2 separate regions of the Homo sapiens genome follow, and region 1 is linked to region 2. The links are chromatin loops, found by intact Hi-C in ENCODE. Cell type or tissue: CD4-positive, alpha-beta T cell. All regions are shown on one strand. Each heading gives the region's core, and the rest is flanking DNA. Links, peaks and the distances in the headings are about the cores only.

What was found. Hi-C counts contacts between places; a loop is a spot of excess contacts. Peaks named below come from ENCODE experiments on the same cell type or tissue, not always from the same donor. Only the 100,000 strongest peaks of a DNase experiment are listed, where the experiment ranks them.
Region 1: a loop joins it to region 2, with 2.3 times the contacts of the local background. A loop is called at or near these places in 45 of 110 quality-filtered maps.

The regions. Positions count from the first base shown.
Region 1 is chrX:154,058,917-154,069,519 of GRCh38, forward strand. All of the region lies in intron 1 of MECP2 (methyl-CpG binding protein 2), which reads right to left. Among named protein-coding and RNA genes, the nearest start is that of MECP2, 33 kb to the right of the region's middle. In CD4-positive, alpha-beta T cell, for the core only: no CTCF peak of the experiment used is centred there; no DNase peak of the experiment used is centred there; H3K27ac peaks cover 300 bases.
Region 2 is chrX:154,007,849-154,018,451 of GRCh38, forward strand. IRAK1 (interleukin 1 receptor associated kinase 1) reads right to left here. Exons shown (of 14, transcript NM_001569.4): 6 at 10,443-10,507; 7 at 10,158-10,272; 8 at 9,101-9,219; 9 at 8,589-8,796; 10 at 8,184-8,249; 11 at 6,194-6,430; 12 at 5,195-5,585; 13 at 4,681-4,830; 14 at 2,659-4,069. The coding sequence ends at 4,011. Among named protein-coding and RNA genes, the nearest start is that of IRAK1, 6.8 kb to the right of the region's middle. RefSeq lists enhancers at 4,111-5,095, 5,096-6,079. In CD4-positive, alpha-beta T cell, for the core only: CTCF peaks have their summits at 5,919 (motif pointing right) and 6,122; DNase peaks (open chromatin) are centred at 2,713 and 5,943.

The DNA of each region.
Region 1 (10,603 bases), core at 1,830-9,829, 51 kb after region 2:
CATCTTCAGGTTTTCTTAGGTAGAAACTAGGGTCCACCTGCCTCTTACTAAGATATACACAATGGGGAGACTTTTAACACAAAAAAAGGTATGAAGATGGTCAGAAGCCAAAAAAGCAACAAAATGTTCATGATATGCCGTATGTGGGGTTTACTCACTACACTGCTTTTCCACCGAGTTAGCATAATCACTATAACTCAACCCATTGAAAAAATGACAAAACAGATTCTGAGATTCTCTTCCTATTTCTGTTAGCTAAAAAAGCAGCCTTTGAATTGTTTATAAGTGAATTCAAGAGATAAAAATAAACCCAGATAATTCAGAATGTACTGAGTACAACACATATGCCTTCTATGTGATAAGCTCCCAGCATTATTTATTCAAAGAAAACTTGCCTTGTTGCAAAAATATAAAAAAACTTAAAAAAAAAAAACAAGTAATTACACAACACACCACCTCCTACAACACCAGATTCCTTTTCTTTCCTTTGTAACCTGACCAGAAGAAAAACAAAACATTGTTCAAATTGCTGAGACCCACAAAGTTCAATTAGAGCATAAAAAATGCTCTCCCAAAATATAGCTACTAGCAGGGAAATGAGCAGGCTAAGCCTCCTGGTGAACCTGGACATTGGGCACAAGTAACAGGCACATTTAGACACCAACGACCAGATTCCACATGACTGAATCCAGAAACCCTGCCCCTTCCCATTCCCTTGGAGATCCAGGGGGACGCCATCAATTGCTCACTCCTTCTCCTTACACATACAGTTAGGGGTGCTATACTATACAGGGGAAGGCGTGAGGAAGTCACACATGCTTTGGTGTTCAAGAAGCTCATAAAGCCATTAGGGAAAGAGCAACATGCCAGAAAGCAGTTGTCTCTTCTGGCTACAGAGGTTGCAAAAGACGTCTGCAAGGGTCAGTGAGGGCCCAAAGGAGTAGTAACCAAGGCCCTGAAGCCTGCCTGGGAGCTGAGGTGGGCAGTATCAGCCTCTTCTCAATAATCAGTTCCTAAGGTTCCATCCGAGAAAGTAGAAAACCACAGAGGCCATTCTCATGGGTACTTTAAGCAGTACATCTGTTGGCAAAACACAAATGTTGTTACACAAATACTAAGCCACAGATTGCAAAGGCACCTGACAGCCTTTAAAATTCATTTCTCTTGTTTCGCAAAGCTGCACTGGGAAACTGTGCTGTTAAATTCTACACTCATAAAGGAGGTATGTTTTAAAAGAGGGGCAAATATGTGGGTGCTATTTAGACTCTCATTGATTTGTTCCATGTTTTCAGATAACTACACACCCCTCCGCCCCCGCCAAAGTAACTCAATCTCCACATATTTGCCTTTATATGTACCTTCTAACTCATGACTATGGCTTTGATTATCTCATAAACAATATTGTTCCTGTTAGCCATGGAGAAGCTAAGGAGCCAACAGCAGAGCAGGCTGCATGTTCTTCTGTCCCTCTTATAAGACAAAACCTTAGAGCAATGTCCCACTGCAGAATTTATTTGTTAATTCACTCAATAAATTAAAATATGCATGATTCTAGGCACTGGGGATATATTGAGGAAGAGGCAAAAAAAAAAATCTCTGTCCTCATGGGACTCAGATTCTATAGGGGTGGGGAGAGGGAGGGAGGGGAAGGGAGTGGGAGAGCACAAACAAAACCAAGCAGTAACACAGCTTGTGGCAGATGGTGACAAGTCCTATGCTAGGCAGGGGGAACTGGTGGGGCAGAGGCAGGCTGCCTGACTTACAGACATGGGTGTGCTCGGGGAAGGCCACATTGGGAAGGTGACACTTGAGCAGACATGTGTGATACCTGGGACAGAGGGCAGAGGAGAGGTCAAGGCCTTGAGGCAGGGGCATACTTGGAGGGTCCAGGGAGGAGCCAGGAGGCCAGTGAGGCCGCAGTGCATGAGTGGTGGGAGAGTGGCAAGAGAGGTGATCCTGTTGGGCTGTGACTCTGAGCAAGCAGGGACCCACTGGAGGGTTCTGAACAGAAGAGCACAATATTGCAGGACTAAACAAAGAACCAGGGGGCAAGGGCAGAGGCAGGGAAGCTGGACACCTGGACCAGGGTGGGGGCCATGGAGGCAGGGGAACTCATGAGATTTTGTATCCATCTTGCAGGTGGAGTAACAGTATTTGTGAACAAATGAGGTAACCAGCGCCAGGTTTCTGGCCTGAGGAGCAGGAGTTGGAGTTGCTGTTTACTGGAAAGGAGAAGACCAGGGAAAGAGAAGGTCTAGGGAGGATAAGGAGTTCCCGTGACCCAGTCAGCCTGGAGACATAAATTTGGGAGCCATGAGGCTGGACGGAATCACTTCGGGAGTGAGGGTGGAGAAGAAAAGCCTGAACCTGAGGCCTTCCAACATCACATGCGAAACAGAAAAGACCGAGGAGGACAGACATTCACACACTCACCTAGGACTTCCTGAGGACCCACAGACACCAGGCACTGTTCTAGGAGCTTGAGCTACATCTGTGAATCAAGGAGACAATCCTGTCCTGTGGAGCTTCTGCTCCAGCAGGGGTGACAGCTAAGATAAGCACAGTCAGTCATGTATTCAGCTAGAAAGAGACAAAAGCTGTGGTTTGCACTGAGAAGGTGCACATCAGTGCAGAGACTCAAGGGAGGGAAAGGATTGTCTCGTATGGGTATTGGGGTTAACTGACGACGACAGCTCTGGGAAAAGAAGTGACAAGCAGCTCCCAGATTTAACAACATGAAGGTCATCACTGGAGACCTCATGGAGCAGCTTGGCAGAGCTGTGGCAGCAAAGGAACAACTGGAGAAGGTTGAAGAGGGTGTGGAGACAGGGACTGGAGTCTTGCTGGTAAAGGAAAACAGAGATGCTAGACAGGTGGGGGGTTGGGAGCAGCTTTTGTCAAGGTGGGAGAAGTAGCAACAAGTTTCTAGGGCAGGCGAGGGAGGAATCTCTGATGGGGGAGAGTGCAGTAGAGGACTGGAGAGATGCCTTAGAACAGGAGTGAGGGCCTGGGACAGGCGCTCCGTGACAGCATGAGGGAGGCAGAGCGAAGGAGTAGACGCTGGCCTGTAGACACTCTCTTGAGCTTGCTTCTGTGCTCTCTGGGAACTAAGATATCAGCTGCAAGGAGGTGTGACAGCTGATGAGGAGGGTGGGAGGGGCTAGGAGAGACCGGGGAACTGCAGTATGCAGGTGGGCTTGGCGGCAAGAAGTTTACCTGGGGTAGACATGAACTTAAAGGGGGAATCAATGAAGGAGTCACATTCAGCTTCAGGACGGAGCAGGCATGGGGCAGACATGACTGAATTTCATGAGGCTGGGGCTTTGTCGACTGAATATAACAAAGCAAGAAAGTGCCGAAGGGCTGAGGTAGTGTGCCAGGGAGTAACGACGTCTGACTGGCACTGAAGCTACAAAGGAGAGGAATAAGGATACGAAGGAGGTGAAGTCTGAGAAAAGATGGAGCCACTGATGGATTCTAAGTGCCTGTGAGGTCAAAGGAGTATTGGAGTTGGGTATTAGAGGCAGTGAAAAGGAAAAGGATCTCCTTTTGCAGATCACAAAAAAGATAAAATGACCAGAGCTAAACAACTTTTACAGCACTATCCACTGTAAAAGTTGTTTGAGAAAAAATAAAATGTAGCCAGCCTTCAGAGCATATATGCATCTTTATTTTATTTTATTTATTGAGACCAAGTCTCACTCTGTCGCCCAGGCTGGAGTGCAGTGGCACAGTCTCAATTCACTGCAACCTCCGCCTCTGGGGTTCAAGCGATTCTCCTGCCTCAGCCTCCTGAGTAGCTGTGATTACAGGCACCCGCCACCACACCCGGCTAATTTTTATACTTTTAGTAGAGACGGTGTTTCACCATGTTGGCCAGGCTGGTCTTGAACCCCTGACCTCAGGTGATCTGCCCGCCTTGGCCTCCCAAAGTGCTGGGATTACAGGTGTGAGCCACCACACCCAGCCCAGAGCATATGCATCTTTAAAAAGTTGTCTTCGGCCAGGCACGGTGGCTCACACCTGTAATCCCGGCACTTTGGGAGGCAGAGGCAGGCGGATCACCTGAGGTCAGGAGTTTGAGACCAGTCTGACTAGCATGGTGAAACCCCGTCTCTACTAAAATAAAAAAAATTAGCCAGGCGTGGTGGTGCATGCCTGTAATCCTGGCTACTTGGGAGGCTGAGGCAGGAGAATCGCTTGAACCCGGGAATGCGGAGGTTGCAGTGAGCCGAGATCACACCATTGCACTCCAGCCTGGGCAACAAGAGTGAAACTCCGTCTCAAACAAAACAAACAAACAAAAAGTTGTCTTCAAGAGCATAATCAAAGATACTTTCACTTCTTAATGTTTTGTTTCCATGTCTCGTCACAGAACATGGTACAGACAAATATTAGAATAGACTCAAGGGATCACTTGATTTTAACTACAGAAACTTTCCGGTGAATCATGAGCACTGTCTTGTTTCCAGCTGCTGAAGTATATGGGCACCAGACAAGAGCACAGCGCTGTCACTCAAAGCCAGGAGTAATATGGCTGTTACCATGAGGACTACTTAGCAGAAGATAAGCATCTCATTATGTCTACAGTGAACTAAACTATTGTTGCCAATGGTATATGGATTAGGACCGACTGCCACTGCCCATCTGCTTATAGCTTAGAATCTGGTGAATGCAAACAACTGTTTTGGGGGGACTTCTGGCCCTTCCTTGGGCTCTGCTATCCTGGAAATGGACAGGCTTCTACAGGGGTTCGATGGTAGCCCCGAATAGTTAGGTGTATGTCTTAACCCCCAGACCCTGTGGCTCTGACCTTATTTGGAAGGTCTTTGCTTCTGTAATTAAGTGAAGGATCTTGATATGAGATCATCCTGGATTTAGGGTGGGCCTAATACAGTGACAAGCATCCAGAGAAGAATACGGGGACACAGAGAAGGCCATGTGAAGACACAAGCAGAGAATGGAGCAATGCAACTGCAAGCCAAGGAAAGTCTAGGACTGCCAGGCAGCCACCAAAAGCTGGAAGAGGCAAGGAAGGATCCATGCTAGAGGCTCTGGGGGGAATGGAGCCCTGCAACATCTTGATTTCAGACCCCTGGCTTCCTGCACTGTGCAAGAATACAGTTAGGGGTACTTTATTCTGACTACTCCATAAACTTAAGCTCTAATTCTCGCTCAGCTTCTGAGCTTTAACAAAGGGTCCGTGCAACTTCTACCGTTCCCGTTCCCCGTCTTTACCAAAGAGGAAGCATTTACTCAAAGCCCACCTCCTGCAACAGCTCTAGATGCCGCTTCCCCCCTCCACACAAGGAGTCTGCTCCTCCAGGTCCCCATTTCCTCCTTCTCACGCTCCCCTCTCTCCTGGGCCATTCCCAGAAGGATGTAAACATGCTCTCATATTCACCCACGTGAAAAACACCCTCATCCCCCTCTACCCCACTCCTATTTTTCTGGTCACCATCACAACAAAACTTCTTAAAGAGAGTTGTCTATACCCAATCTCCACTCCCTCACCTTCCACTCACTCCAATCTGGCTTCTGTCCCCATCACCTCTAATTCAGTTCACCATGTGACAGGTAGGGTTTTTGCTAGTTTTAGACATAATGGATCTTGTTATTCCTGGGCTTTAAAGCCTTCACCAGAGGATGGCCAACTGCCTACATGTAATTGCCACTTGACCCTTCAAACCTCAAAGAAACCGAAGTACAGACATATGAAAGGGAAGAAATTTCTAACAGAGGCAATAGCAGGAGAGGACCTCTGAACGGATAAGATACACTCAGCAAATTTCTAGATGCTGGAAGTAGGCAAGAACATGTTGACTAATGGAACAGAGAGGAATGTACTACAAGAGAGCTGTAGAGCAGATGAGAGCCTGTATACCTGTCAGAGCCCCAAAGAAGCTCTCAGACCAGACCAGACCAGACCAGACCAGACCAGACGAGAGGAGGGGCAAGCAGTGCTGTCATGTGTGCAACACCTGGGGGCTGCTGACTGCCAGATCCCGACCCACAAGCTTTGGGGCAGGGCACCTTCAATAAGCTCCCAGGTGAGGCTGATGCTGTTGGGGCTGGTGAGCAGAGCAAACTTGGAGTGGCAAGGTGCCACTTCTTCCCTCAGGCAAGAAATCAATGGGTCTTTTCTAAATCAACAGCTAGAACCTTCCCTTCCCCGGCCCCCACCCCACCCACCCCAAAGGCTCTTGATGTGGCTGGCAGCAGCCCAGGTGATGCCTACCTTTTCCCAGTCTCTGAGGGTCCATGGGGCAAGAGCTGACCCCTGCCTCGCCTCCACAGAACTTCTCCAAACCACCCTTCAGAGACAGACCCCGCAGGCAACGGGCCACTCCACCACAGCAGAGAAGGGGCAGCGCAGCAGCTACCCAGGTCCTCCCCCCATCCCTGGCGGCTCAAGAACCAGCCCCATGGAAGAGAGACCAAGTCTGTCCTTAGAGGAAACAAATAATATTCTCAGAGAAATCTTAGAATACAGAATAGTCATAAAATCAGAACAGAAACACCCATAAACAAGAAATAAACAGATGATAAAAGAAAAGTATCAGGCAGGGCATGGTGGCTCATCTCTGGTGACACCACACCAGGCGTGGTGGCCCAGCACTTTGGGGGGCAGAGGTGGGAGGATCACTTGAGCCCAGGAGTTCAAGACCAGCCTAGACAACACAGACACACACCAGCCCATGTCTACAAAAAATTTAAAAATTAGCCAGGCATAGTGGCACGTGCTTGTAGTCCTAGCTACGCAGGAGGCTGAGGCAGGAAGACCACTTGAGCCCAGGAGTTCGAGTCTGCAGTGAGCTATGTATGATGGCACCACTGCACTCCAGCCTAGGTGACACAGTGAGACTCTGTCTCAAAAAAAAAAAAAAAAGTATCCATTAAAATATTTTCACCCTTTAAAAATCAGGTTGTCTTTTTATTACCGAGTTATAGGAATTCTTCTGAATACAAATCCTTTGTCAGATATGACTTTCTATTTTTTCTATGACTGGTCTCAACTGTTTTCTTGGTGGACTTGTCTTTTCATTTTCTTTGAGACAGGGTCTCACTCAGTCACCCAGGCTGGGGTGCGGTGGCGCGACCTCAGCTCACTGCAGCCTTGACCTCCTTGGGATCAAGCAATCCTCCTGCCTCTGCTTCCCGAGTAGCTGGGACTATGGACTACGGGTGCACGCCACCATGGTTGGCTAATTTTTTGTATCTTTTGTAGAGATGGGATTTCACTGTTGCCCAGGCTGGTCTTGAACTCCTGAGCTCAAGCAATCCATCTGCCTTGTACTCCCAAAGTGCTGGGATTACAAGCATGAGCCACAGCTCTCAGCCTATTTTCTTTTGTTTTTTCTTTTTCTTTTTTTTTTTAAGAGACACTGTCTCACTATATTGCCTATGTTGGCCTAGAACTCCTGGGCTCAAGTGATCCTCCTGCCTCAGCCTCTCAAGTACCCAGTAGTGACTACAGGCAAGCCTCACCACGCCCAGCTCTGTCTTTTCATTTTCTTAATGGTATCTTTTGAGGACCAAAAGTTTTAAATTTTAATGAAGTCCAATTTATTTTTTCTTTTAATAGCTATTGCTTCATGTATCCTAATAAATCTTTTTTTGGCCTGGCACGGTGGCTCATACCTGTAATCCCAGCACTTTGGGAGGCCGAGGCAGGCAGATCACTTGAGGTCAGGAGTTTGAGACCAGCCTGGCCAACATGGCAAAACCCTGCCTCTACTAAAAATACAAAAATTAGCCAGGCATGGTGGCGCACACCTGTAATCCCAGCTACTTGGAAGGCTGAGGCATGGGAATCGCTTGAACTCGGGAGGCAGAGGTTGCAGTGAGCTGAGATCGCACCACTGCACTCCAGCCTGGGCAACAGAGTGAAATTGTGTTTAAAAAAAACCTTATTCTTTGGACTGCACAGATATTCTCCTATGTTTTCTTGCAGAAGCTTTATATTTTTAGCTTTTAAAACATTTAGGTCTATAATCTCTCATGAATTAATTTTTATGTATGGTGTGAAGTAGTGTCATGGGTTGGACTATGTCCCCCAAAAAAGATATGTTGAAGTCCTAACCCTCAGTACCTCACACTGAGACCTTAGTTGGAAACAGCGTTGTTGCAGGTGTAATTAGTTAAGGTGAGGTCACACTGGAGTAGGGCAGGCCCCAATCCAATATTACTGTTGTTCTTACAAGAAGGAGGCCATGTAAAGACAGAGACATACATGGAGAATGCTGTGTGATGAGGAAGACAGATATTGAAGTAATGCAGCTGCAAATCAAAGAATGCCAAAGGTTGCCAACCACTGGAAGCTAGGAAGAGGCAAGGAAGGACTCCCCTACAGGTTTCACAGAGACCATGGCCCTGATGACAGTTGATTTTGGACTTCTAGACTCTGGAATTATGAGACAGCAAATTTCTGTGGTTTTGTTTTGAGACGGAGTCTCACTCTGTCACCCAGGCTGGAGTGCAGTGGTGCAATCTTGGCTCAGTGCAACCTCCCAGGTTCATGCAATTCTCCTGCCTCAGCCTCCTGGCTAGCTGGGATTATATGTGTGCACCACTACACCTGACTAAGTTTTTTGTATTTTTAGTAGAGACAAAGTTTCACCACGTTGGCCAGGCTAGTCTTGCACTCCTGACCTCAGGTGATCTGCCCGACTCGGCCTCCCAAAGGCCGGGATTACAGGCGTCAGCCACCGCACCCAGCCAAATTTCTGTGGTTTTAAGCCACCTAGTTTGTGGCAACTCTAAGAAACTAATATTTAGGGTAAGGTCAAGGTTCATTTTTGTCTGGTATGGATGTCATTTGCCATCATCCGGCACGTGCTAAAAGACTTTCCTTTCCCGCACCGGACTGTTCTGGTGCCTCTGTTAAAAATCAAATGACTATAAAGTCACATCACATAAGCCCCTTAATTTTGTTCTCTTTCAAGTTTACTTTGGATGTTCTAGGTCCTTTGCATTTCCATATACGTTTTATTTATTTATTTATTTGAGGCAAAGTCTCACTCTGTTGCCCAGGCGGGCGTGCAGTGGCATGATCTTGGCTCACTGCAACCTCCACCTCCGGGTTCAAGTGATTCTCATGCCTCAGCCTCCCAAGTAGCTGGGATTACAGGTGTGTGCCACCATGTCTGGCTAATTTTTGTATTTTTTGTAGAGACGGGGTTTCGTCATGTTAGCCAGGCTGGTCTCAAATTCCTGACCTCAAGTCATCTGTCTGCCTCAGCCTCCCAAAGTGCTGGTTTACAGGCATAAGCCACCGTGCCCAGCTTCCATATACATTTTACAATCAATTTCTACAAAAAAAACCCTGCAGTTATGACTGGGGTTATGAATCTACAGTTCAATGAAGGGAGAACTGACACTGTAAAGACACTTAGTCTTTCAGCTGATGAACATGGTACAACATTCCATTTATTTAGGTCTTTAATTTCTTTCAGCAACATTTTCAGTTTCAGCGTGTAAATCTTGTACATTTCTTATTAAATTATTCCTAACGATATTGCATTTGAAATTTCATTTCTGATTAGTTTTTGAATGATCTCGTACCCTGAGACCTTGCTGAATTCACTTTTTAGTTCTAGCAGGTTCTGATAGTTTCTTTCACATTTTCGACATTACCTACAAATAGAAACAGTTTTACTTCCTTTAAATATTAATGCCTCTTATGTTTTTTCTTGCCTCATTATACTGGCTATGACCTCTAGTATAATGTTGAATAGAAGTGGTTAGAGTGGACATCTTTGCCTTTTTCCTGATTTTCGGGGTAACATGTTCAATATTTCACAATTAAGTACAATCTATCTGTAGCTCTTTCATACATGCACTTCCTCTATTTCTAATCTGCTGAATTTTTATCATGAAAGGGCACTGAATTTTGTCAGATGCGTTTTCTGTATTTATTGAATAGACTATATGGTTTTTCTCCTTTATTATCTTTTTTTTTTTTTTTTTTTTTTTTTGATACTGGGTCTCACTGTTGCCCAGGCTAGAATGCATTGGCGTGATCTCAGCTTACTGCAACCTCCGCCTCTTGGTTTCAAGGATTCACCTGCCTCAGCCTCCCGAATAGCTGGGACTAAAGGTGCGTGCCACCCTGCCCGGCTAATTTTTCTATTTTTAGTAGAGACAGGATTTCACTATGTTGGCCAGGCTGCTCTCAAACTCCTGGCCTCAAGTGATCTGTCCACCTCGGCTTCTGAAAGTGCTGGGATTACAGGTGTGAGCCACCGCACCCGGCCTCCTTTATTATCTTAATGTGGTGAATTACACCAACTGATTTTTGAATGTTGAAGCACACTCGTGTTTCTGCGAAAAGCCTCTTGGTTGTAATATGCAGGCGCACCTCATTTGATTGTGCTTTGCTTTACTGTACTTCGCAGATACTGAGTTTTTAACAAATTGAAGGTGTGTGGCAACCCTGCATCAAGCAAGTTTACCAGTGCCATTTTTCCAATAGCATGTGCTTACTTCATGTCTCTGTCACATTTTGGTAATTTTCACAATGTTTCAAATTTCTCATTATTATATTTGTTATGGTGATCTGTGATCAATGCTCTCTGATGTTACTACTATCATCATTTTGCGG
Region 2 (10,603 bases), core at 1,787-9,786:
GAACACAGACTTCAGCGTCACAGAGGTCACAAGAGACAAGCGGTTGGTGGGGGAGTAGGCACCGGCGAGAGAAAGTCCAAGAGGACTGGATGGATTTGACAACACGGAGATCCCTGGTGTTCTGGATGAACGCTGATTGGATGGAGTGGCAGGGGTAGAAGCAGAGGAAGAGGGACTGCACAGGGAATGGGCAAGTGAGAAAACAGACAAGGATTCTGAAAAGTTTAGCTACAAAGAGGAACAGAGAATTAGGGTTGTGGTTGGAGGGGGTGTTGGGTCAAATGAGTTTTTATTTTTATTCTTCAAGAACGGAAGCTACCAGGACATGTTTGATGAAAATAGATCCAGAGGCCGGGCGCAGTGGCTCACGCCTGTAATCCCAGCATTTTGGGAGGCCGAGGTGAGCGGATCACCTGAGGTCAGGAGTTCGAGACCAGCCTGGCCAACATGGGGAAACCCCGTCTCTACTAAAAATACAAACATTAGCTGGGCTTGGTGACACATGCCTGTAGTTCCAGCTACTCAGGAGGCTGAGGCAGGAGAATTGCTTGAACCCGGGAGGCAGAGGTTGCAGGGAGCTGAGATCATGCTGCTGCACTCCAGCCTGGGTGACAGAGTGACTCTGTCTCAAAAAAAAAAAAAAAAAGAAAAGAAATAGATCCAGAAGCAAGGAAGAAATTGATCATGTCGGGTGACATTATGAGTGAAGAAGTCCTCAGAAAAGAGGAGAAACTTGCAATTCTGGCCACAGTGGAATAACTGATGCCAGTTGTAAACACCTAAAACACTGGGCAACTATTTTTAGATATCGGACAATAGGCTGTGCAGGGCTGTGACCAGAGAGAAAACAAAGAAGGTGAGCCTTACAAGTACCCTGAGTTTCTGCCTGGAGGCACTTTCACACCATGGTTCAGCAAAGGGGCCTGAGCGGAACCAGCAGTCTCACTGAATTACTAGAGCGACCAAGCCAATAGCAGAGAAAAAACAGAATCCCAGAAATATGTAATTAATCCAAAAGTCAAAACAGATGGGGTAATAGAAAACAAATAACAAGATGATAGACTTAACTCCAACCATTAAATGGAAATGGATTAAACAGACCAACTAAAGGCAGAGATTGTCAGATTGTTTAAAAGAATAAGGCTGGGCTGGGTGCCACGGCTCACACCTGTAATCCCAGCACTTTGGGAGGCTGAGGCGGGCAGATCACTTGAGGTCAGGAGTTCGAGACCAGCTTGGCCAACATGGTGAAACCTTGTCTCTACTAAATAAAAATATAAAAATTAGCTGGGCGTGGTGGCACACACCTGTAGTCCCAGCTACTATGGAGGCTGAGGCAGAAGAATCGCTTGAACCTGGGAGGCGGAGGTTGCAGTGAGCCAAGATTGCACCACTGCACTTCAGCCTGGGTGACAGAGTAAGACTCTTGTCTGAAGAAAAAAAAAAAAAAAAAAAAAGCCGGGCACAGTGCCTCATACCTGTAATCCCAGCACTTTGGGAGGCTGAGGTGGGTGAATCACCTGAGGTCAGGAGTTCGAGATCAGACTGGCCAACATGTTGAAACCCCGTCTCTACTAAAAATAGAAAAATCAGTCGGGCGTGGTAGCGGACGCCTGTAATCCCAGCTACTCGGGAGACTGAGGCAGGAGAATCACCTGAACCTGGGAGGCAGAGGTTACAATGAGCCGAGATCGCACCATTGCACTGCAGCCTGGGTGACAAGAGCGAAACTCCATCTCAAAAAAAAAAGTAAATATACAGACAGCCAGGGACAGGTGCAGTGGCTCACACCTGTAATCTAGCACTTTGGGAGGCCGAGGCGGGCGGATCACTGGAGGTCAGGAGTTCGAGACCAGCCTGGTCAACATGTGGAAACCCTGTCTCTATTAAAAATACAAAAAAATTAGCCGGGTGTGGTGGTGGGCACCTGTAATCCCAGCTACTCGGGAGGCTGAGGCAGGAGAATCACTTGAACCTAGGAGGCAGAGGTTGCAGTGAGCTGAGATAGCGCCATTGCACTGCAGCCTGGGCAACAAGAGCAAAACTCCATCTCAAAAAAAGAAAAAAAAAAAAGAATTTAAACAAGGTCACAGAATATACGGTTCATATGCAAAACTCAACCGCTTTTTTTTTTTTTTTTTTTTTTTTTGAGGCAAGGTCTCCCTCTGTTGCCCGGGCTGGAGTGCAGTGGTGGAATCATGGCTCACTGCAGCCTCAACGTCCTGGGCTCAAACTATCCTCCTGGGTCAGCCTCCTGAGTAGCTCAAACTACAGGCATGCACCACCATGCCTGGCTAATTTTTGTACTTTTTGTAGAGACGGGGTTTCGCCATGTTGCCCAGGCTGGTCTCAAACTCCTGGCCTCAAGTGATCTGCCCGCCTTAGCTTCCCAAAGCGCTGGAATCACAGGCGTGAGCCACCGTGCCCAGCATCAATTGCATTTCTGTATAATATCATGATGAACTAGAAAATCAAAGATACCATTTAGAATAGCATAAAAAACATGGACTACATCAGGAAAAACCTGACACGGGAAGTGCTGGGTGTGGCCAGCCCAGAGTAGTAACAAGACCCTGGACGCTCAAGAACCCTGAAGTGTAAGGCATCAGGAAAGCTCAAGGCTTTCGGTGCAACAAAGTCCACAAGTAGAGCCCGAGATTGCAACATACGTTTTTATTACTCAAGGACAACCTGGACGTCACCAATGCCCAGCTTCACGGGGGCATGTAGTGTGACTCACGGCTGAACACAAAATCACTGTGAAGCCTGTGCTACAGCCCTGGGCTACTTTTGGACACGCAAGAGGACACTCGGTTACATGAAACCTGACTTGCTTCTGAAGACATGTGATACATGTCTTTTCCCTGAAAATGTTTCCCTTCCCTGTCTGCCATGCTCCCAACTTTTCTGCCTTCCAGGGGCTTCTCACTGTCTGGGTAACTAGGTCTTGGGCCTAGCTAGACCTTGGGTAGTGGCCCCTCTGCCACAATCAGTGCCTGGGCCTGAGGCTGAGCTTGTGGCCTCCGAAGCCTGACCTGGCTCGGAGCTCGTCTGTGGCGCCCAGGGATGGCCTGGCTTGCAGGCCACCACATTAGGCCAGCTCGCAGGTCCCCAGTAAAGCCTGAAGACACTGGCCCGAGGTTGGAGGTGGGTGCTGCTCGACTTTCTGGAGGATCTCAGAATTCTCGCTTCTTGCTAGGACTGAACCATGAGACTTACAGCCATACTTCACTTTTCCCAGGGTTTTTCTTTTTGAAACAGGGTCTTGCTCTGTCACCCAGGCTGGAGTGCAGTCATACAATCATGACTCACTGCAGCCTCGACCTCCCAAGCATAAATGATCCTCCTACTTCAGCCTCCCCAGCAGCTGGGACCACAGGCGTGCGCTACCACGCCAGGCTAATAGTTTAAAAAATTTTTTGGCAGAGACAGGGTCTCATCATGTTGCCCTGGCTGGTCTTGACCTACTGGGCTCCAGCGATCCTCCTGCCTTGGCCTCCCAAAGTGCTGGGATTACAGGCGTGAGCCACCGCACCCGGCCACACTTTTCCAAATTGTAAGCAGGTAGGAGGGCCCTAGGCCTCGTCGGCCCCATTGTGCAGGGTGGCCACTGTCCAAAGAGATGGGCAAAGAGCTGCTGCCAGAGGCCTGGGCTGCAGACGCCCTGCATGGCTCTCAGGGGAGCCAGCTCCCTACTCCACACCCCTGCACAGCAGCCCCTCTCCTCCCCTCACGGGTCTGTGCAGCCAGCAGCCTCCCAACATGCGCCAGCCTCCTCACTGGATGATGCCAGCCTTCCTTGCCCCCAGATGCTGGCATGGAGGCAGGGTTCCACTCTGCCTGCCTATGCCCACAGAGCCTAGAACAGCAGGGCCACCTCCTTCTCTCCCCCGCGGGCATGGGCCCCCACCCCCACTGCCGGCAGAGTGCTGAGGACTCGTGCACCATGAGAACTTCTGACCATGAGAACTTTGACTTCCGGATTTGGGGGATCTGCCCAGGTGAACACATCAGCTCTGAAATTCATCACTTTCTTCGGGCCCCTGCCTGTCCTGTTCCAGGCCCAAGCCTACAGAAGGAAGAGGAAAGTCCGCTTAGCAAATGGGGGAGGCTCCCCTACTGCCAGAAGCCCTGGCTCAAGGCCTGGGCCATGCTCCCTTATCTCCTGGGGCGTTCGTGGGAATTGAGGGTTTTTGTTTGTTTGTTCATTTGTTTTTGAGACAGGGTCTAACTGTCTCCCAGGCTGGAGTGCAGTGGCTTGATCACAGCTCACTGTAGCCTCCACCTCCTGGGCTCAAGTGATCCTCCCATCTTGGCCTCCAAAAGTGCTGGTATTATAGGCATGAGCCACCTCGCCCAGCTGAGGGTTCCTAAGCAGTGGTTCTTCAAATAGTACCTGGGATGGAAAATTCCTGCTGGGGCTTCCTATTTCCTGAAAGCACAGAGTGGGGCAGGCACCCTCGGGCTAAAGGAGGTGCTACTGTCAGGAGGCGAGGGAAGGAGTGGGCCAGGGTCTTGCTAAGGGAGGCATGTGGGGCCGGCTGGGCTTCTAGAGGTCGCCAGAGCCAGTGGCCTGCCCGGCTGCCCCACGCCCTCAGCGCAGTCGGGACAGACACTCTGCTCTTTGGGGCTGACACGGATGCGCCTGAGCACCCCAGAGGCCAGCCTGGGCGGCAGCACCTGGGAGGGAGCTGGACGACAGCAGCTGCAGGCTGTCCAGGGCCCCATCCTCGTACAGGGCCAGCTTCTGGACCATCTTCTGTCGGGCAGGGTTGATGATAATCTGCGGTGGCTCTGACGACGATGATGCAGAGCTGCCAAGGGCCAGTCCTGGGGTGGAGATGGCACTCCCTTAGCCTCATGCTGTGGCTCCCCAGCCCGCAGCCTAGCACCCTGCCTCCCTGGCCTCAGGCCTGAATTCCTCAGAGAAGTCCAAGGGCAGGGCCCAGCTCTCAGGCTACCAGACAGAGCCCTCCTTGTTCCCAGCCTTCAGGAATGGGGTGGGGGGAGGGCTGGAGAGCAAGCTCCACCTGGGAAGGATGTGGCCTGGGGAGGGGAAACCAGGGTTGCTAAGGTCACAGTGAGCTGAACATTTGGCCCTGGTTCTCTTCTAGAAGGCTGGGGTGGGGACTTACAGGGGCTTTGGCCCAAAGAGGCCTTGGTCCCTCTCCTGGGAACCCGTCTCCCCAGCTACCTTCCACGGCTGTGGGCCGGGATCCTGGGCCACTCCCCCAGCTCGATTCTCCTGCCGTGTCCCCCTGAGGACAGCCGGCCTCCCTGAGGGGTGCTGGGTCCAGAGGGCAGCTTGGAGTCAAGTGCCAGGAGCGCAGGGCAGCAGAGAGGCCGCCTAGGCTCTCGTCACTCTCCACGGGCTGGTTGGGGCCTCTCTGCAGCTGCTCTGCTGCCTGGGCACTGGCTCCTGATGGCGCTGCCAGGGGCTGCCATGGAGCAGCCCCACTGTGGGCTCTGCCAGTGCTGGACACGTAGGAGTTCTCCTGCGGGGAAGGGGGGATGCAGCTGGCGGCCTCCGAATGCCCGGGCACCCCCGCCACCACTGCCTGCAGCTTCTCTAGCCTCTCGTACACCTGCAAGTGGAAAAGAGGGACTCTCAGGGTGAGATGGCAGCCCTGGCCGGTCACCCCGTGGGCAAACCACAGGGCTGCTCCAGGCCGTCCGTGACCTGCCCCAGGGCTCTAAAATGACATACCCTGCAGCTGGGAACGCTCTGCCCCTCGCCCCTCTGTTCCCATCACAGGGAGTGCTGAGAAGCGCGGCTGCCAAAAGCAAGGACTGAGAATGGCCTCGTTCTTTTCTACAAAATGAATCTCACTGCCCCGCTGCCCTCAAACGGGGCCTCTCCATTTTCAACTGTCACCAGAGGAGAAGAGGTGGGGTACTAGGGAGGGGACAGAAAAAGGCAGATGCAGTAGTGCAGTGCGCCCAGCAGGGGGCGCGGCAGCAGCTCTTTCCTTCTCTCTATGTGAAGGGGGTCGGAGCTGGGCTCCGCAAAGCAGGACTGCCCGGGGCCCCTCAGTTCAGAGGGGCGCTGCCCCAAACAGAACCAAAGGGCAAGCAAGAAATGTGTGGAGACTCCAGAGAGACCTAGCAGGTGCTGAGATGGGGTCACTACAGAGCAAGGCCTGGAATGCGGGCTTTCTATCTGGCCACCCCGTCCCAGTGCGCAGCTGGCTACCTGGGTCATAGGAGGCCTCCTTTTGGCCCGGCGGTGCAGGCAGCAGCAGGCCAGCTGGCCCAGGCCCAGGCCCAGCTCAGGTGGGCAGGGCCCGGGCCTGGGGTCCAGGTGCTTCTTGTAGATCTGCATGGCGATGGGAGCAGCCCAGGCATCTGCAGCCAGACCTGCTTGCAGTGTGCTCTGGGTGCTTCTCAAAGCCACTCCAGCCTCCTCAGCCTCCTCTTCCACCAGGTCTTTCTGTGGGATAAATACTGTCAGTATGGCTACCAGGTGGCCACACCTGCAGCTGCAGTCCTCAGGTCCTTGTCACTCAATCGTATGGGTTTTGATAAAAAAAAAAAAAAAAAAAAAAGAGATGGGGTCTCGCTTTGTTGGCCTGGCTGGTCTCCAAGTAGGCTCAAGTGATCCTCCCGCCTCAGCCTCCCAAAGTGCTGGTGTTACAGGTGTGAGACACTGTGCCACAGCTCTTGGTCTTTCTACAACTTACTTTTTTTCTGAGACAGGGACTCATTCTGTCACCCAGGCTGGAGTGCAGTGGTGCAATCATGGCTCAGTGCAGCCTCAACCTCCCAGGCTCGTGATCCTCCCACCTCGGCCTCCCGAGCAGCTGGGATTACAGGTGTGTACCACCATGCCTATCTTGCTATGTTGCCCAGGCTGGTCTCCAACTCCCAGGCTCAAGCGATCCTCCTGCCTCAGATTCCCGAGTAGCTTCTAGAGATTTATTAAACACCTACTGTGGGCCAGTGGTGCTCTGGGCCCTAGGGATACAGGAACAAACAGAACCCTGGGACCCGGTTTGACAGAGCTGACTTCCTGGTGGGGGAGAGCCCCATGGAGCTGGGGTCTGAAGGCAGGAAGTAGCCTGAGAGGGCAGAGCCGAGAAGGAAAGCGCCCCACAGAGAGGTGCCCCACAGACAAAGAGGTACCCCAGAGAGAGAGGCGCCCCGCAGAGAGGCGCCCCCAGGGTGGAAACAGGACCGGAGGCCATCTCCAGTTCTGAAATCAGACAGACCAGGAGGAACCACCTGGGTGGGCGGTGGCTTTTCTCGCAGAGCGAACGGCACATACTAAGGCTGTGAAGCAGGCAGCAGGGAGCGCCCCGAGTCCCAGGGACCTGGGGCGTTGGGGGGTCAACCACATAAGGGACTGGGCCTTCACCCCAAGAGCAGAGAAAAGGCAAAGGGGCCTTTGAAAAGAGCACTTTGGCTGCAGGGTGGGGAGCAAGTGGGGAAGTCCAAGGACCCCCAAGGAGCCTGGTGCGCTTCTTCAGCAGGATGCATGGATGGACGGACGGGGAAGGGAAAGGAAGGAGGGCTCAAGCCCGGCTCCTGGGTTCTCAGCGGGGCTGAATCCTGACGGAGACCCCACAGCACACAGGAACCGCCCCAAACAAGAGGAGAAGCAGTGAAGCAATTACTGGCTGAGCACATTCTGTGAAGTCTGTTTTGCATATGGGAAAACAGGCCCACAGGGGAGCAGGAATTTGCTGGAAGGCCACTGTCAGGCTGGGGCTAAAACCCAGGTCTCTAGTCTCCTGGCCCCACCACAGTCCACGGTGAGGCAGACTGAGTGGAGTAAGACCGTGAGGCAGCTCAGGCTGCCCTGCACGGTGCGGAGAGCTCAGCTGCAGCCTGCTGGGGCCCAGGAGGTTCCTCGGGGCCTGCTTCTTCTCTACCACCGCCTTTCTCCGGCCAGAGTCCTCTGAGTTCCACTGCAGCTTGGGTCTCAGTGCCCTGGGACCGCCCTTCCCCCTGCCCCCAGCCCAGGTGGGGTCTGTACAAGGCCCATAGTGTCTGCAGGACAGACAGGTTTGTCCTCGGCAAGGTAAACGAAGTTGTTTGGAGCCCTGCCTACTTTCAAAAATGAGGCCACTGTGGCAGCAGAGGCATCCATGGGCACTGCGCCCCAGTTATCCCCGCCACTGGGGCTGTGCCTGCTGGCTGCCAGCAGCTGTGTGTCCCTCCTGGCCCTGCCTCAAGGGGCTCACCAGATACTTGGTCCTGGCACCGTGCGTCTTCACAGCCCTCTGACCAGCCAAGGTCTCTAGCACTACCTGGAGAGAGGGAAGAGGGAGAGCATGGCAGTGGCCTTGGCAGGGAAGAGGCCTCTGGTGTGGACATGGATTGGGCCTGACAAGGGTGTGGACAAAGGCAGAGCCAGATGTTATGGGACTGAAGCTCGGGCAACTCGGAGAGCCCACTTGAAGACAAATTACAAACACACAGTTAGGTGCAGGGTGAGGAGGAGGGCCTCGGAGGGAGGGGGACCCTGGAGCTGCAGCCTCCTGGGGTCTTGGCAGATGGCCCCTGGCCCGCAGTGCACTCTGCAGCCCCCACCTCTGCCTGCCTGTGGCTTCTCCTCCTCTGAGCCAGCAGAGGGGTCAGTGGCTCACCACCCCAAAGCTGAAGGTGTCCGTGTCCACAGCCAGCCTTCCCGTCTTGATGTACTCCTCGGGCAGGTAGGCCAGGGTGCCCCGCACTGTCTGTGTCCGGGCCACCATGCTGCTCTGGCTGGGGCTGGACCCGGCAAAGCGGCTGAACCGGGCCAGGCCAAAGTCTCCCAGCTTGGGTGTCAGCCTCTCATCCAGAAGGACGTTGGAACTTGGGGAGAGAAGACAGTGGCGTCAGCCCGGTCCTAGCTCCTACACCTGCCCGGCTTAGATAAGGCTGGACTCGAGGCTGCCAGCCCGGTGCCTTGCCCACAGAAAGCGCTGGCACTGCCCTGAGCGCTCCAGCTGCCTGGGGGCCTCTGCTCATCAGTAGGGCCCATCCTTGGCCCGTTCCCACACCTGTGCGATGCCGGGGTGTTGAGGTCCCAGGCCATGCCTGATCCCCACATTGATAGGACGCGGGGCCCCCCTTGCTGCAGGCCCTGCCCCGGCAGTTCTCAAGGGCCCCTCCTCACCTCTTGATGTCTCCATGGATGAGGCTGGGGCTGTCCTGATGTAGAAACTGAATTGCCCGGGCTGTACCCAGAAGGATGTCCAGTCGCTGAGGCCAGGAGAGAGGTGGGCAGGCCTGGGTCTGGGGTGGCAAAGGGGGACAGGGGAGGTTGCTGGATGGCCGTTCCTTGATCCCAACCATCCTTCTACCTGTCACCGTGCAGCCTGGAACAGCCACTTCACTCTCTAGGCCTCAGTTTCCCCCTTCTGGAAAACGAGGAGCAAAGTCTCCGTGACCTGCACTTCTTAAGCAATGGCTGGGGACACGTTCAATAGAATCTGCTGGGCTTCGGCTCCCAGGGCTCATCCCTTTGTCCCTGGTGGTCGGGAAGTCCTTGAAGGCATTCTTCCCGCTCTCCCCAAACGCAGCATGCAGGAGGAGGCAAGGGGGCCCTCCCTCAGCTGTAGGTGGTCCAGCTGGTAGCCCCAGACCCCCTCGCCTCCGGGGCTTGCTGATGAGACCCTCCAGCTACGCTGCTTGCAAAGGGGAGAGGCCTGGGAAAGAGCTCTATAGAAAACATTGGGTCGGGCCAGGCGTGGTGGCTCACGCCTGTAATCCCAGCACTTTGGGAGGCTGAGGCGCGCAGACCACCTGGGGTCAGGAGTTCGAGACTAGCCTGGCCAATGTGGCAAAACCTCATCTCTACTAAAAATACAAAAATTAGGCAGGTGTGGTGGTGCATGCCTGTAGTCCCAGCTACTCGGGAGGCTGCGGCAGGAGGATCGCCTGAACCCGGGAGGTGGAGGTTGTGGTGAGCTGAGATCACACCACTGCACTCCAGCCTGGATGACAGAGCAAGACTCCACCTCAAAAAAAAAAAAAAAAAAAAAAAAAAAAAAATTGACCCCACCGTGGGCCAAATCCTGAGCCGGGTGCTGCTGGGGAGCTGGAAGTGCAGGCCTGGCCTGCTGGCAGGACCCACTCACACAGGCTGAAAGCCCTAGGCCCCGCGCCCGGCTCCAGCCAGGTGTCAGGAGTGCTTTGGGTCCTGGGAAGCGTGCCGGGCCAGGTGAGCCTACCTGGCAGTGGAGACGGTCCTCCAGGGAGCCGTTGGGCAGGAAGCCGTACACCAGGCAGTAGAAGCCGTTCTGAGCACAGTAGCCAGCAAAGTCCACAATGTTTGGGTGACGAAACCTGTTTGAAAAAGGGGAGCACTTTCCATCAGGCCAGACTGGGTGGGCAGCCCTGGCTGGGGCCTCAGCTCGCCCGGGCCTGCCAGGCCTCAGGTGCCCAAGGGAGCCAGGTCCTGTGGTGTGCGGTCTGAAGCCCCACGGGACCTGGTGTGGCTCCCCCTCTGGCCTCACCTGGACAGCTGCTCCACCTCGGTCAGGAAGCTCTGCTTCACTGCAGTCCACTCCAGGTCAGCGTTCTGCAGCCCCCAGGGTGCGGTGGGGGAAGGGGCAGGGAAGACGGGCAGCGTGAGGCTCTCGAAGCGAAGGCCTTCGGGCCACCAGTGCCACCTACC